2 separate regions of the Homo sapiens genome follow, and region 1 is linked to region 2. The links are chromatin contacts, found by Hi-C or POLR2A ChIA-PET in ENCODE. All regions are on one chromosome and are shown on one strand. The core of a region is the stretch at or near the end of the contact, and the rest is flanking DNA. Distances in the headings are between cores, read along the strand shown. Region 1 overlaps FNDC3B (fibronectin type III domain containing 3B). Region 2 has its middle 22 kb from the start of TMEM212.

Region 1 (6,953 bases), core at 473-2,972, 280 kb after region 2:
GCAGCTTGGAAGTTGAAAGCAAATTAATACAGAAGAATATGGGCTGAGTAGGGAAGCTCACACCTATAATCCCAGCACTTTGGGAGGCCAAGGCAGAAGATTGCTTGAGGCCAGGAGTTAAAGACTAGCCTGGGCAACATAGTGAGACCCATCTCTACCAAAGAAAGAAAAAATTAGTCAGGTGTGGTGGTGCATGCCTGTAGTCCCAGCTGCTCAGAAGGCTGAGGTGGGAGGATCACTTGAGCACAGGAGTTTGAGGCTGCAGTGAGCTATGGTTGCACCACTGCACTCTATCCTGAGACCCCGTCTATTAAAAAAGAAAAAAAAATGTGTTTTTATGGGAATGTCCTTGGTGATAAGGAAGAAAACACAGGAAGCATACAATATGCTGTGAACGCAGATTCATTTCTAATGGAATATTTCTCAATATTTCCCATGAAACATGAATCATAGGTCTTGAAGGGGCCAAAAAAGGTCATAGTTTATTCTCACTTGGGGTTAGCCTATACCTATGGCATCCTAGACAAAGGATTTATTTTCTCTTGGCCAGATCAAAGTGTATAAAGAGCTAATTGTTAGGAAAAAAGAATCTTAGCAATCAGTATGAATTTTGCCTTTGCTTCAGTTCAGGAATTAATAGAGGGCACACTTGGGTCTCTCCCATTATTTTCATATCTGTGTCTGGGCTGAGGTGCTGGCAATGCAGCCTTCCTTCCTGTCTACACATGCCATCTCTTTATCTGCTCCCTGTAAAATCCTCCAGCCAAAACAAACATCATGCTTCCTTTAAGACTTTAGGCCTCTTTCTTCCAAGAGCTCTCTCAGACCACTGCCTGACTTTTCCCTGAATTCTGGAGGAGCAGGTAGAGGTAGCACTACACAGTCTGGTTATATGCGTAAACCTTTCCTTAGCTCTCGAATTAGATGTGAATTCAGTTGTGACAGGAAACAGTGTATCTTCACCCTGCTCCCCAGCCACACAGCTTGAGAATAATTACTGACTGGATTCCTGAGTGGCTCTGGTATTACATTCAAGCATGATGATTTTTCTTTTAAATTTTACTCTTCTGATGGCAGTTTAAAGAGGTTTAGTTACGTGCTTATAGCAGTCTCTAAATCTCAATAGAAGAACTTTGAAATACTAGATTCCATTGATAATTGAAGTTAATGAGTTTCCTTTAGAGAAATATGTTTAAATTCTAAAGAACTTTTACAATGACCCTACATTATTAATACTGTAATTTTTTATTTAAGACTATTAGATATAAATTGTGAGGCTAAAGAAAATAGGTGAGTGTGATGGTGATAAAAAATACTGATTAAAGTAAAATTCTTAGGAAGCACCATTATGTTAGTAAACAGTAATATTTAAAGATACTTAATTGCTAATAGTTTTTGTCCAAAATAATTTAGGAATCTTTTACCATAGCAGTTAATCTGCTGACTTGTGTTAAGTGAATAGAGACCTCAAAATGACTAAATGACAACAGAATGCGTGCAGAGGGGAATTCTAAGAGGGCACTACTATGAGATGGCTGTAGCTTTGAAGCTATTCGAATGTGAAACTTTTTCCGCTCTTGCTTGTTCTCCATAAGACTTCTTCAGCTCTGTGTCTAATTCTCCCCCTGCCTCAGTGAGTGTGGGAACTGTATCGTTGATGAACATCATGCTCTGCCCAGTGGCTCTGTGAATGACACCATTGAGAGCTGTTCACCATTTCTGAATTTCCTCATTTGTCTCCCATCCCCCGCCCCTCCATGTATGAGTCAGCATCCAGAATGTCACAGGGACCTTAATGTTACTTGTTTTTCCTTATGTGATACTTTTGGGACCTTAACGTTGCTTTTTTTTCCTTATATGATACTTTAAGTGCATTTATTAGACTTGTTTGGCACACTAAAACACTGACCTGTCATTCTTTCTAAGAATTTTATGACAGGTCCTAGGGAATTTGGGTTGTCTCTTGCTTTGTTTAGTGTGAAATGACAAGAATGGTGTCATAGCTTGGTTTTGCAAACTGAGGTAGACTAAAACTTCAAAAGCAAAGCATGCATATGGTCTCTCCCTTTAATACATACTTTGCATATAAATGAGAAATTCCTGTTTTACTAGCTTAAAACCCAGGAAGAGGACCTGTTGCAAATGAAGCTTGCTTTCAAAGATTGTAGTGAATCTCTGTCTTGGCTGAAATTTGCAACCAGTTTTTTGATTAAAAATATTTGGGTGATTTGAAAGTAAAATTATTGTAACATGAATGCATTAAATTCTGAATCTTTGCCAACTTTTATTATATTGGATGAATTGTTATTTGACTATTTGTAAAATGTCTGTATTATAAATGGAAATGTTTCTTCCTATTACAAGATTAGGATTTTAGGAGCTTGTTTTCTACATAAGAAACTGCCTTGAAAACCATTTCTTTTTTTTTTTGTTTTTTGAGACAGGGTATCCTGTCTCAAAAACAAAGACCTGGCTCTGAGACAGACTTGCTCTGTCACCCAGGCTGAAGTGTAGTGGCACGATCAGATCATAGCTCGTTGCAGCCTTGACCTCCTGAGCTCAAGTGATCTTCCCACCTTGGCCTCCCAAATTGCTGGGATTACAGGCATGAGCCAGTGTGCCTGTCCGAAACCCATTTCTTTAGTATTTGGTGGATTTGTGAGGGATTGCTAACAAGCTGAAATGTTATTGTGAACACTTAGGCCTCACTTGGAAAATCTTCTAGAATTGAAAATAGCAAGTCATTTGCCAAGGCTAGCCCTAGTGTCATGGCCATCTTTCTTTCTGATTGATCCAAAGCTGTATATGGTGAGAGTTAATCCTCCCAGGAGGCTCTAAGCCAAGATAGTCTGAATTTCTAGGAAAATCTGAATTACTCTACCAACTCTCCAGCTTACCTTATGATACTTAAATGTTAGCTTCAAGACCAATCAGTCTTTTACCTGTGTGTGTCTGTACTACAAATATATATTTACGTGTGTGTATATATATTTGCTTCATTAGACGATTTTTCCATTTTCCATGATTGGATTTACATGAAATTTGGAGAAAGATTGAAGAAAAATTACTTTCAGCTTTGTGGAGTACTCTTGATCTCTGAAATGTTTGGGGGCTCTATTTTGCACATGACAGTTAGCAATTCCTCTCAACATGGACTGATGCACAGCTATTTGTTACAAGTAGACATTCCATACGCTGACCTGAGAAACCCTTTTACAGACAGCAGCTTGCTGCTGAGTAACTGGAAGTTTACCAGCAGGTGGTTTCCACCAGGGCCGGAAAATACTGACGGGCCCAGAGCAGAAAGTCCAGGTTATGGAAGGAATGAGAGCAAAGGCTGTGATTGTACGTGCAACTGTCATCTTGCTGGGATTGTGTAATGTCATGAGGCTGGGTTACGTCAATACCAAACTATGTTGCTTTCCTAGGAGGTTTTAAGTCCCTCTCAAGGGAGGTACTCAGGGTATATGCTGCTTCCTGCCTTTCTCCTTCTTCCTGTCTCAGTTATCTTGATTTTTATGTTTATTCTTATATTTACATAAGAACGGAATGTTAAACCCTTAGATAAAACTGTCACCCAATGTTGTGTCATCAGACTTAAGATGAATTGGTGTTGAGTTCTCAGAGTACAGCTCTGTAGTGTGAATCCCTGGTCATTTCGTAGCTAATGCTTAACCTGTTAGCCCCAATTTCCTCTCTTAAAATGGGAACAATGATAGTACCTATCTGATAGGATTGTGAGGATAATCCATTGTAAGTGTCATTATTCTTATCATCATTATCTAGTTGTATACACAGCTTTACTGATTTTTCCCCCCCCTAAATAGATGGCATGATTGTGGGCAATGACTTCATTTTCCTACTTGTAGAAATCAGTTGAAATTCTAGTCTCCCTTTCATTGCTTATTTATGATAGACTTGCTTTCATAGGGTTGCTGGTGATGGCACCAGTTCAAACATTTTAGATGAAGGTTTATAAGAATGTGTATACTGTTCAGATATGGGGTTATAGCTAAAACAATGGGTCCAGTGTTCCATGAATTTAAAGTAAATTTTGTTGTAGATTTTTAGTTGTTGGTTTTCTTTTGAATAACAGCCGTTCACTCTTGCACCACGCCTGAGCAGCTATATTCAGAGAAGGCTGTATCCTCTTATTTTATCCAACAAAGCAGTTTTTCTAATGTGCCTCCTTTTACATTTTCATTGAATTCCATACTTCTGGCTGGGCATAGTGGCTCACGCCTGTAATCCCGACACTTTGGGAGGCCAAGGTGGGGCAGATCACCTGAGGTCAGGAGTTTAAGTCCAGCCTGGCCAACATGGTGAAACCCCATCTCTATTTCCCCCTAAATACCAAAATACAAAAATTAGCTGGGCTTGGTGGTTGGCACCTGTAATCCCAGCTACTCAGGAGGCTTGAGACAGGAGGATCACTTGAACCTGGGAGATGGAGGTTGCAGTGAGCTGAGATCGTGCCATTGCACTCCAGCCTGGGAGACAGAGTGAGACTGCGTCTCAAAAAAAAAAAACTTGTTTCCATACTTGTTAAAATTTTTATTTAGTGCATTCTGTTTCTTAGGCAGTACCAAGAAGCAGTCAGGGCTATATATTGGGAAGATCATTATAGATTTTGGAGTGAGATTGCCTGGCTCAAAAATCCCCTGCACATTAGATGTATATTGTAAAATTAGTTCCTTAACTTCTCTACACCTCAGTTTCCTTATCTGTAGAGCTGGAATAGTAATTTCTCTCTGGAAGGATTGCTGTGATTAAATGAGTTATTGTGTACAGAGCACTAAGAACAATTTCTGAGTCATAGTAGGGGCCCAATAAATAGGAGTGATTACTAAGCTTTCGCTCTTTATTATGGGTGGGCATTGACCCCCCCTTCATTTTTTGTTAGCTAATCATTTTTAAAGCATTTCAGAAAGCCTATGCGAACTGGAGTTATTAGGATTTTTTAGATGTCTTCACGTTTAAATTCTAACACTTCAAAATAACATGTTTAAAAGTTATGCAATCGCAGTTTAACTCCTCAACCCTTCTGCCCTTTAGGCTTGTTAAACAATGATTAAAATGTCATCTCTGAAGGTACCACTGCTTAGAGTTCTTTAAATGTCACAGATCTTTGCATGTCAGATAATTCAGAAAAGCGAGCAGTGTCGCATTACCTCAGTGGTTGGCCACAGGCTATTTCACAGCTTGTAGTCTTTCAGTTCCTGCTTTATTCTTTCTGTATTTTTTACTCTTGTTCTTGCACTTCCAACCTGAAATAGAAAAGTTCATGTTACAAGTGTCTTTAAGGAAGACTGGATTAAGTTCTTCAAGGGCAAGGGTCAAAGCTTAGTCATCTTTGTATCCCAGAGCCTATCCTGCATGCAGGAGGCATTCAGACTGAAGGAAAGTCATTTCCTGATACTTGTCTTAGTCTGTCTGGGCTGCTATAACAAAAATACCAGAGACCGGGTGGCTTATTAACAACGGAAATCTATTTCCTACAGTTCTGGAGGCTGGGAAATCCAAGATCAAGATACTAGCTTCTTTGGTGTTTGAGGAAGGCCTGCTTTCTGGTTCATAGATGGCAGTTTCTCTCTGTGTCCTCACGTGGCTGAAAGGCCTAGGGGTCTTCTTGGGCCTCCTTTATAAGGACACTAATCCCTCATGAATGGGGATTAGTGTCCCTCATGATCCAGTCACCCCTTCTAGTACCACCCCTTCTAATACCATCACCTTTGGGGTTAGAATTTCAATGTATGAATTTGCGCTGGGGTAGGGGACACAAACATTCAGACAGTGATAGTACTGCTGAAGATAAAATGATGGAAAAATTCTCTTAGGTAATTTAGAGAAGTTATTTATTTTTGTTGTTCTGAAAAGGTAGTTAAATTTAGTTATTTTCACTCTTAGTTCCTCAATTTAAGATAATGAATACAGGCATGAGTGTGTTTCCAAAAACAGTAATTCTGAAAAAGTCCAATATATGGATTAGCTTCTCTTACCTGTAAAAATGCATGAGGGAATCATTATATTCATGCTTTTAATAACTTTATTTTGGGGGAGAATAGGATGGGAATACCTTAGAAAATGTTAGGCTATTTAATCCTTAAAGATACATCAACTTTTTCCCAAACTTTGTATTTATTTTTGTGTTATTAACAAATATTTTAGGTTACTCGTTAATTTTATTAATATTTTATGTTTTCTTGCTGTTGGAAATTATAGCGTTTATGTATAGTAATAAATTCTCGGTAAACTCTGTGTCAGACCCAGGAACAAATTATGCTTTAGTAAATGAGGGTTGGGGCGGTGGCTCATGCCTATAATCCCAGCACTTTGGGAGGCCGAGGCGGGCGGATCATGAGGTCAAGAGATTGAGACCATCCTGGCCAACATGGTGAAACCTTGTCTCAACTAAAAATACAAAAATTAGCTGGGCGTGGTGGCACACACCTGTAGTCCCAGCTACTCTGGAGGCTGAGGGAGGAGAATCGCTTGAACCTGGGAGGTGAAGGTTGCAGTGAGCCGAGATCGTGCCACTGCACTCCAGTCTGGTGACAGAGTGAGCCTCCATCTCAAAATAAATAAATAAATAAATAAATAAATAAATAAATAAATAAATAGTAAATGAGGCTCATTCGTGCTTGTCAGTGTTTGCATTGATGTAAAGAAATACTTGAGACTGTGTAGCTTATAAGGAAAAGAGGTTTAATTGGGTCATGGTTCTGCAGGATATATAGGAAGCTTGGTGCTGGGATCTGCTTCTCGTGAGGGCCTCAAAGAACTTACAATTATGACAGAAGACGAAGGGGAGCCAGCGTGTCACATGGCGAGAGGAGGAGTAAGAGAGAGAAGGGAGAGGTCCCAGACTCTTAAACAACCAGATCTCCTGTGCACTGAATGAGAACTCACTCATCACCATGGGGATGGTGCTAGGCCATTCCTGAGGGACCCAT
Region 2 (7,139 bases), core at 14-2,513:
AATTTGGGTGAGAGTTCTAGGTAAATTTAATAAGCAACATTTCCTTGGGGAGTGTTTTTGGATGAGTTGACACCATAATGGCGGCAGATCGTGTTTCATTAGTGAGGATGCGTGGCTGACGTAACAGGACACGATGTTCTGTATTATTAAATACACCACTGCGCCAAGCCCATGAGGCACACACACAGCCTGAGCAAACCTTTGCTACCATGTAGAAATCTCTGCTATATTAGGCACAATTTCCCGCAGTGAAATAAGTATATTGTTTACTAAAATTTCAGAAAATGCACAACTTTCTTAAAATGAAAAGCAGATAATTTGTCCAAATACAGAATTCTACATAATGATTCTATATTTCATTTACCCCCATACAGTTATGTTGTTAGATTCCCCACATGCAGAAAGTGATAAGCAATATCGTAAACATTTCATTAAAAATTATAATACAAAATATGTTACTATTCATTCACAATTCTTTTTGCTTATATAAGCAAAACATCGACAGTGTATTAAAAAGCTGCACTTTTAAGTGTCACCCTGAAAATTAACATTTTTAATGTAAATTTTGTGCATATCAGAAAATTCAAGAGTCATGAAAGTTTGTAAACAAAAGTGATGGTTTACAAAAAGATTTGGAAAAGTGGTCATTTTGTATTTGTACTGTCATGAACTGTGGAACAAAGTCAACTATTGTTTTTAAGATCCATACGTATCAGTCAATATTATAATGAAAAATATTCACTTCTAAGAGTTTTTTTCTATACGTTGAAAAATATGTTTTCAGAAATGAATCAAGCACCCCCTAAGGAACCACCACATCCATTATTTCTTTCCTCCCTGTGTTGCCTTGTTTTGGTAGAATCCAGGTCATCTTGTTAAAGTTCACACAGTGAAGGTGTGTGAATGTTCTGTCAATTGGTACCCAACCACAACCACAGAGAGAAATGCTTGAAAGAGACATGAAAGGTTTGATGACTTTGATAAACACAAAGGGGCGTGTGAGTCCTTGCGACTGTCCAAGGCCTCACAGGAAGGGGTGGGGGCTGAGAAGGGAATAACAGCCACCTGCTCAGAAGGCTCCATGCAGAATGTTGAAGTGACTCTGTCAGCTCCAAGACCCAGCATAGGGGGCAAACACGCATAACACAGAGTTTAAGTCGAGGAACGAAAATGCAAAACAACCATAGCCGGAATTGTCTACATTCTTCGTCCAATAAGTAATAAAGTGATGGGAAAGGAAAGAATTGGGATGCCAGACACAATGCAGCTGTCCCCTGCGGCTACTCAGCCCCTCCTCCACGGAATGGAATGGCCCTGTTTGTTTTCCTTTCATTATTCGGTGTTGTGTTTTGTGTCTTTTTTAATGAAAGGGGGAAAGAAAATATTTCCTTCTCGTCATGTGATACAGTGGTTTTACTTTTTTCAATGAACTGAGAAATATTTGCTTCACATAAGAGATGTAGTTAAACCTTGAAATGCAATCCCAAAACATACGGAGGCAGAATATTTGTCAGTGGAGGACCCTCTCCCGCCCAACAGAAGACAAATGAGCAGCATCATGCTGGCCCCAAATCTTCCAAGGGACTTACACTGGATCATTGCAATATGAATGTGCTTTGAAATGAATTCATCTATGACTCTCACCCTAAAGGTCTGGGGCCTCAGTTTCGGCTATAGTAAGGTCTTTCTGATGCTCTTGGAACTAATCCCCCTTTCGTAGATCCAATTAGAACTCATGCAGGACCAGAGAACAATAATAACTCATTGTATTTCTTCCTCACAAATTGTGTTAGGAAGTCTCCTCACATTGGTCAGTAGAGAAATCAGAAGCTGGAAAAAGAATCACAATGCAGGGCATTACTACTTCTGTTTCTCTGACATAATAACAGTGACATAAAACTGGATAAAAGAGGAAGAATTGTAGGTGTCATTTATTGGGCAGCTACTGTTTGTCAGGTGCTGTACCTCTTTTATTCCTCACATCACTCCAAAGTTCACTATGCCCATTTCACAGATGAGGGCACTGAGACAGCCATGTAGAACTAAGAATTCAGTCTCAGGTCTCACAAAGTCTGGGGTGCAGGCTCCCGGCTGCTGGACTGTGTCACCTCCTTTAGGTGGTATATCAGCAGTCCCATGTGAGTCCCACCTACTGACCTGGCATCGTCATGCTTCTCTTGGAAAATCTTTCTTACGTTGCTCACAAACAAAAACTAACATTCATATTTTAGAAATGAAGGCTATTTTTCCAGGATATTTGCATTTCATTTAATCACTGGGACCACACCAAGGGTGATAGCAACTTGCTGAGAGAGGAAATGATACTGAAGTGTTTATTGTAATGTATTAAAGTAAGTTTGATATTTTGTCAAAGAGGGAGTGGTAGGTGGGGAGGGGTCAGGATCCTGAGAACTGCTTTTTGTATTTTTTACTTTATAAATTATCATGAGGCTTAACATATTTTCCTCTTGACATGCAGTCAATTTACCCTTTTAATATAACATATTGTAGTGGGTTTTTTCCTTTGCTTCCCCATCTGAATCTAAAATGTTATTATTAATAATTTTTTTTTGAGACAGAGTCTCACTCTGTCACCCAGGCTGGAGTGCAGTGGCACCATCTCAGCTCACTGCAAACTCTGCCTCCTGGGTTCAAGAGGTTCTCCTGCCTCAGCCTCCCAAGTAGCTGGGATTACAGGCATGCACCGTCATGCCCAGCTAATTTTTGTATTTTTAGTAGAGACGGGGTTTCACCATGTTGGCCAGGCTGGTCTCGAACTCCTGACCTCAGGTGATCCACCTGCCTTGGCCTCCCAAAGGGCTGGGATTACAGGCGTGAACGGCCACGCCTGGCCATAAATATGTTTTTGAATAGATATTAAATATAACATATTTAAAACAACTAAATATATTTGAAACAAATAAAAAGCGTTTGTTTTATACAAGAGCAGAAACTTGAGTAAAAAGCAGAAGTCTCCATTTTCTATAGCCATGAAAGAATGCAGAGAAAATGGCATGTATATTGATGATATATCTGAATGGTTACAATGGTGCTAACATGTGAGTACAATACCTTTTAGAATGTAACAATGTTGGTTTGATACTGTAAATTTTACTAATTAAAGAGGAGAAGACTTGAGGCCTATTGCTGGATGTCTGGGTTTTCCCATAGGAAAGAAGAGAGAGAAACAGAGGAAGTAATTAGGGTGAAAACAATGGCGGGGTGTGGGGTGAGGAATGACACAATGACACTTCCCCTCCCAGACTGGCCAGAGAAGCCAGAAGGGACTATGTAGACAAGCTGGCAGCTCATTGCTGCACAAATCAGGTATCAGGGACTTGAGCTTCCTCATCTCTCAGACCCCAGCCAACCTCCAAGGACCTTTCCAGATCTGTCCTAATCCGTGACTTTGAAATGAAACTTCATTCCATTTGAGTAGATTAGCATCAAGGAGGTACTACATAAAGCAAGTGAAAAAGATAATTTTTAAAGAATGGAACAGCTGGCTCTCTACCTGTCCTAAGCCACACTGATGTGTCCCTGGTGTTGACCACATCACCGTGTTGCTATGTTAGCTCAAGACACAGTACGTGCTGGGAATGTTACTCATGTGAGAGCTATCACAGATTCCCAGATCACTTTAACCACTTTAGGGCAGCATCTTTCTTTGCTCAATATTCAATCTGTCATAACAAGCTAATTGCAGTCCTAAAAAAAACCTTTTATATTATTTACGTATAAAATTTCAGTTTATTTACAAAAAAAAATCTTTTATTTTTTTGAGATGGAGTAGCCAGGCTGGAGTGCAGTGGCATGATCTCAGTTCACTGCAATCTCTGCCTCCTGGGTTCAAGCAATTCTCCTGCCTCTGCCTCCCAAGTAGCTGGGATTGCAGGCGCATGCCACCACACCCAGCTAATTTTTGCATTTTTAGTAGAGACGGGTTTCACCATGTTGGTCAGGATGGTCTTGATCTCCTGACCTCGTGATCTGCCCGCCTTGGCCTCCCAAAGTGCTGGGATTACAGGAGTTGAGCCACCGTGCCTGGTCAAAAAATTGTTTTTAAATGTTTTTCCTCACTTACATCATATAACAAACCTAATTTGATAGCTGAAAAGAAAAGCTGATAGAGCAATGAAATTACAAGGTGCTGGACTGAAATTAATGCCTTTGACAAGAGGAGTATCTTCTGTTCACTAGAGCATGACTCTTCTCTTGTCATGTGTCACAGATTGTGAACCCAAAGCCTAAATACAATATTTATTATTCATACTTGCTCCTCAACATTTATTGGGTATATATTATGTGCCTGATATCTAGCTAAAGGTTAGAGACAGAAATATGAGCAAGACACATCCTGCCTGCCATTGACTTACAGGGATTAAAGGGAAATGAGGCTTGGGCCAGGAGGACCAAGAGAACAGATGAAGAATAACAGGATCTGAATTAGTCAGCAACAGTGGGTATGGAGAGGAGGTGATACCTTTTTTTTTTTTTTTTTTTTTTTTTGAGACAGAGTCTGGCTCTGTCGTCCAGGCTGGAGTGCAGTGGCGCAATCTTGGCTTACTGCAAGCTGCGCCCCCCGGGTTCACGCCATTCTGCTGCCTCAGCCTCTAGAGTAGCCGGGACTACAGGCGCCCGCCACCACGCCTGGCTAATTTTTTGTATTTTTTAGTAGAGAGAGGGTTTCACTGTGTTAGCCAGGATGGTCTCGATCTCCTGACCTCGTGATCTGCCCGCCTCAGCCTCCCAAAGTGCTGGGATTACAGGAGTGAGCCACCGCGCCCAGCCGAGGTGATACCTTTGAGAGACATTTAGAAGGTAGACTCCACAGGACTTGGTAACAGCACATGGGACAGGAGAGGAACCCAGAAAGATGCTAAAAGTTTCAGGCCTATAAGAGACCCAGACAAAGTGATTGGATTTAATGCGGGTCACACTCTTGTCACTGAGGGTAAATACTCAGTTTCACATCTCATCATTAATCAAAAGGCATTGTAAGAACTTAGTAGAGGAAATTAGAGGCCTCCTGCCTACCACTCTAGACAAAGAGGTACGGAAGCTTTTCCTGAATACTCTCCAGTTAATCCTGGTCACATATCGGATACAAATGATACCTTGCTTTGAATTTATAATAAATCTAGCACTGAATGGTGTGGACTATAAGACAGTTTTAATCTAGGCCAATTTTATTTACAACTAATTTCTGCTTTTCTTTTATTAAATCTCCCATGGCAAACAGTGTTACCTTCTCTGTGAGGCTTTTCTTCTTTCAACCATCCCCGGACAGAACAGATCACTTCTTCCTTTGTGCCAGCATTGCAGTCTATGGCAGATCCCTAATAGTACACCCTTATCATGTTCTTGATATATTGCTTCTTGACCAATTTCAAACTTTTTGAGGGCAGACAGCATGACAGTTCAACTCTGATGTGTAGCCCCCAGCATAAGGCCTGATTTAAAAAGAAAAATACAATCTGATTAACTGTCAAGTGAACTAATGCTTTTTTTTTTTTTTTTTTTTTTTTTTTTTTTTTTTTGAGACGGAGTCTCTGCTGCCCAGGCTGGAGTGCAGTGGTGTGATCTCGGTTCGCTGCAACCTCTGCCTGCTGGATTCAAACGATTTTCCTGCCTCAGCCTCCCGAGTAGATGGGACTACAGGCACGCACCACCACACTTGGCTAATTTTTGTGTGTTGTTTTTTTTTTTTAGTAGAGATGGGGTTTCACCATATTGCACAGGCTGGTCTCAAACTCCTGACCTCGTGATCCACCTGCCTCGGCCTCCCAAAGTGCTGGAATTACAGGTGTGAGCCACCGCGCCCAGCTGCCAATGCTTCTTTATTGCCTTTTCTCATGTGGGCCTCAGTTTGGAAGAAAGAAATTAAGAACTTAGAGGTCTTGCAAATAATATATTGAAAACTTCAGGAAAATACCTAAGCAAGATTAACAACAGGGATTTTCACAGATTAAGCATTGAGTAACTAAAAGCCAAGGCCATTGCACTGCACAACTCCGGAGACCACCGATCTCATTAGTCTATGAAAATGGCACCACAACAATTTGAACAGCGCCCCCTAGAGTTACGTAATATGAAGCTTTGCTAGTTGGTCAAGAAGCCTAGGCTTAATTTTAACGGACTGAGCCATCCACTTCCTTTTCAGGGTCTTGGTTAACTCATCTATAAAACAAAGTGGACTAGACCAGTATTTCCTATCATTCTGTGGTTTAAAGCCCCTTTCATAATAATAATCTCATAAAAACTCTCAGCTAAAAAATTGCATCATTTTATTATGGTACAAAGTTGTTTTAAAAGATTGTAACACAAAATTTAATATAATATTTATAATATTCATAATATAGTTAGGTAAATTTGTACTTTTTCCATTTAACAAGTACCATTCTATTTAATTAAGATTAAACTGAATATGTCATAAAAACATGATTTTTTGGACAAATGTTATAGTTAACATTGTGTTATGTTTAGGATTTTGTATACTTTAGGAGGCCAAAGTATACTAAACTTTAGAATTACATTTAACTATGTGTTACACTCAATCAAAAATCAACTAAAATATATTATATGATTTAAGGTTTGTAATTATTACATCTGATTTGTTTTATAAATAAACAAATAGGGATATGAGAAAAAGTATCAAGTTAGTATTTGTGGGCATTTCTTTGCGAATAGCACCTTGCTGATATTGCTAGACTTCAGTGACAATGAATGAAAAACTGAATCAGGCCGGGCACGGTGACTGACGACTGTAATCCCAGCACTTTGGGAGGCCTGACTGAGGTCAGGAGTTCAAGAGCAGCCTGGCCAACATGGAGAAACCCCATCTCTACTAAAAATACAAAAATTAGCTGGGCATGGTGGTGAGCACCTGTAATCCCAGCTACTCGGGAGGCTGAGGCAGGAGAATCTGAGGTACAGAAACCCAGGAGGTGGAGGTTGCAGTGAGTTGAGACCATGCCATTGCACTCCAGACTGGGCAACAGAGTAAGACTCCATCTCAAAAGGAAAAAAAAAAAAAAGAAAAGAAAAAAAGTAAAACTAAATCACATATAATCTTATATAAATATAAATATATATGCATGTATGTGTATATATATATGCCTATATAAGTATGTATGTGT

What was found. Hi-C counts contacts between places; a loop is a spot of excess contacts on that map. ChIA-PET counts read pairs that join two places held with the same protein, here RNA polymerase II (POLR2A). Pooled maps may share reads with other maps.
Region 1: a loop to region 2 is called in a map of endothelial cell of umbilical vein, with 7 times the contacts of the local background. The contact joins two enhancer-like sites. A Hi-C loop is called at or near these places in 4 of 168 maps with a recorded cell type or tissue (A673, Calu3, PC-9 and 1 more) and 4 of 50 pooled maps. POLR2A ChIA-PET finds 5 or more read pairs at or near these places in 1 of 52 experiments (PC-3).

What each region holds. Positions count from the first base shown.
Region 1 is chr3:172,137,334-172,144,286 of GRCh38, forward strand. All of the region lies in intron 3 of FNDC3B (fibronectin type III domain containing 3B), which reads left to right. Among named protein-coding and RNA genes, the nearest start is that of FNDC3B, 100 kb to the left of the region's middle. RefSeq lists enhancers at 3,182-4,005, 5,194-5,243. Within about 2 kb of position 1,723, at least 31 of the 41 ENCODE cell types and tissues checked have a DNase peak (open chromatin) inside an H3K27ac peak, as active enhancers do; they include endothelial cell of umbilical vein, where a contact is called at or near this core.
Region 2 is chr3:171,862,103-171,869,241 of GRCh38, forward strand. No RefSeq gene overlaps it. Among named protein-coding and RNA genes, the nearest start is that of TMEM212, 22 kb to the left of the region's middle. Within about 2 kb of position 1,264, at least 4 of the 41 ENCODE cell types and tissues checked have a DNase peak (open chromatin) inside an H3K27ac peak, as active enhancers do; they include endothelial cell of umbilical vein, where a contact is called at or near this core.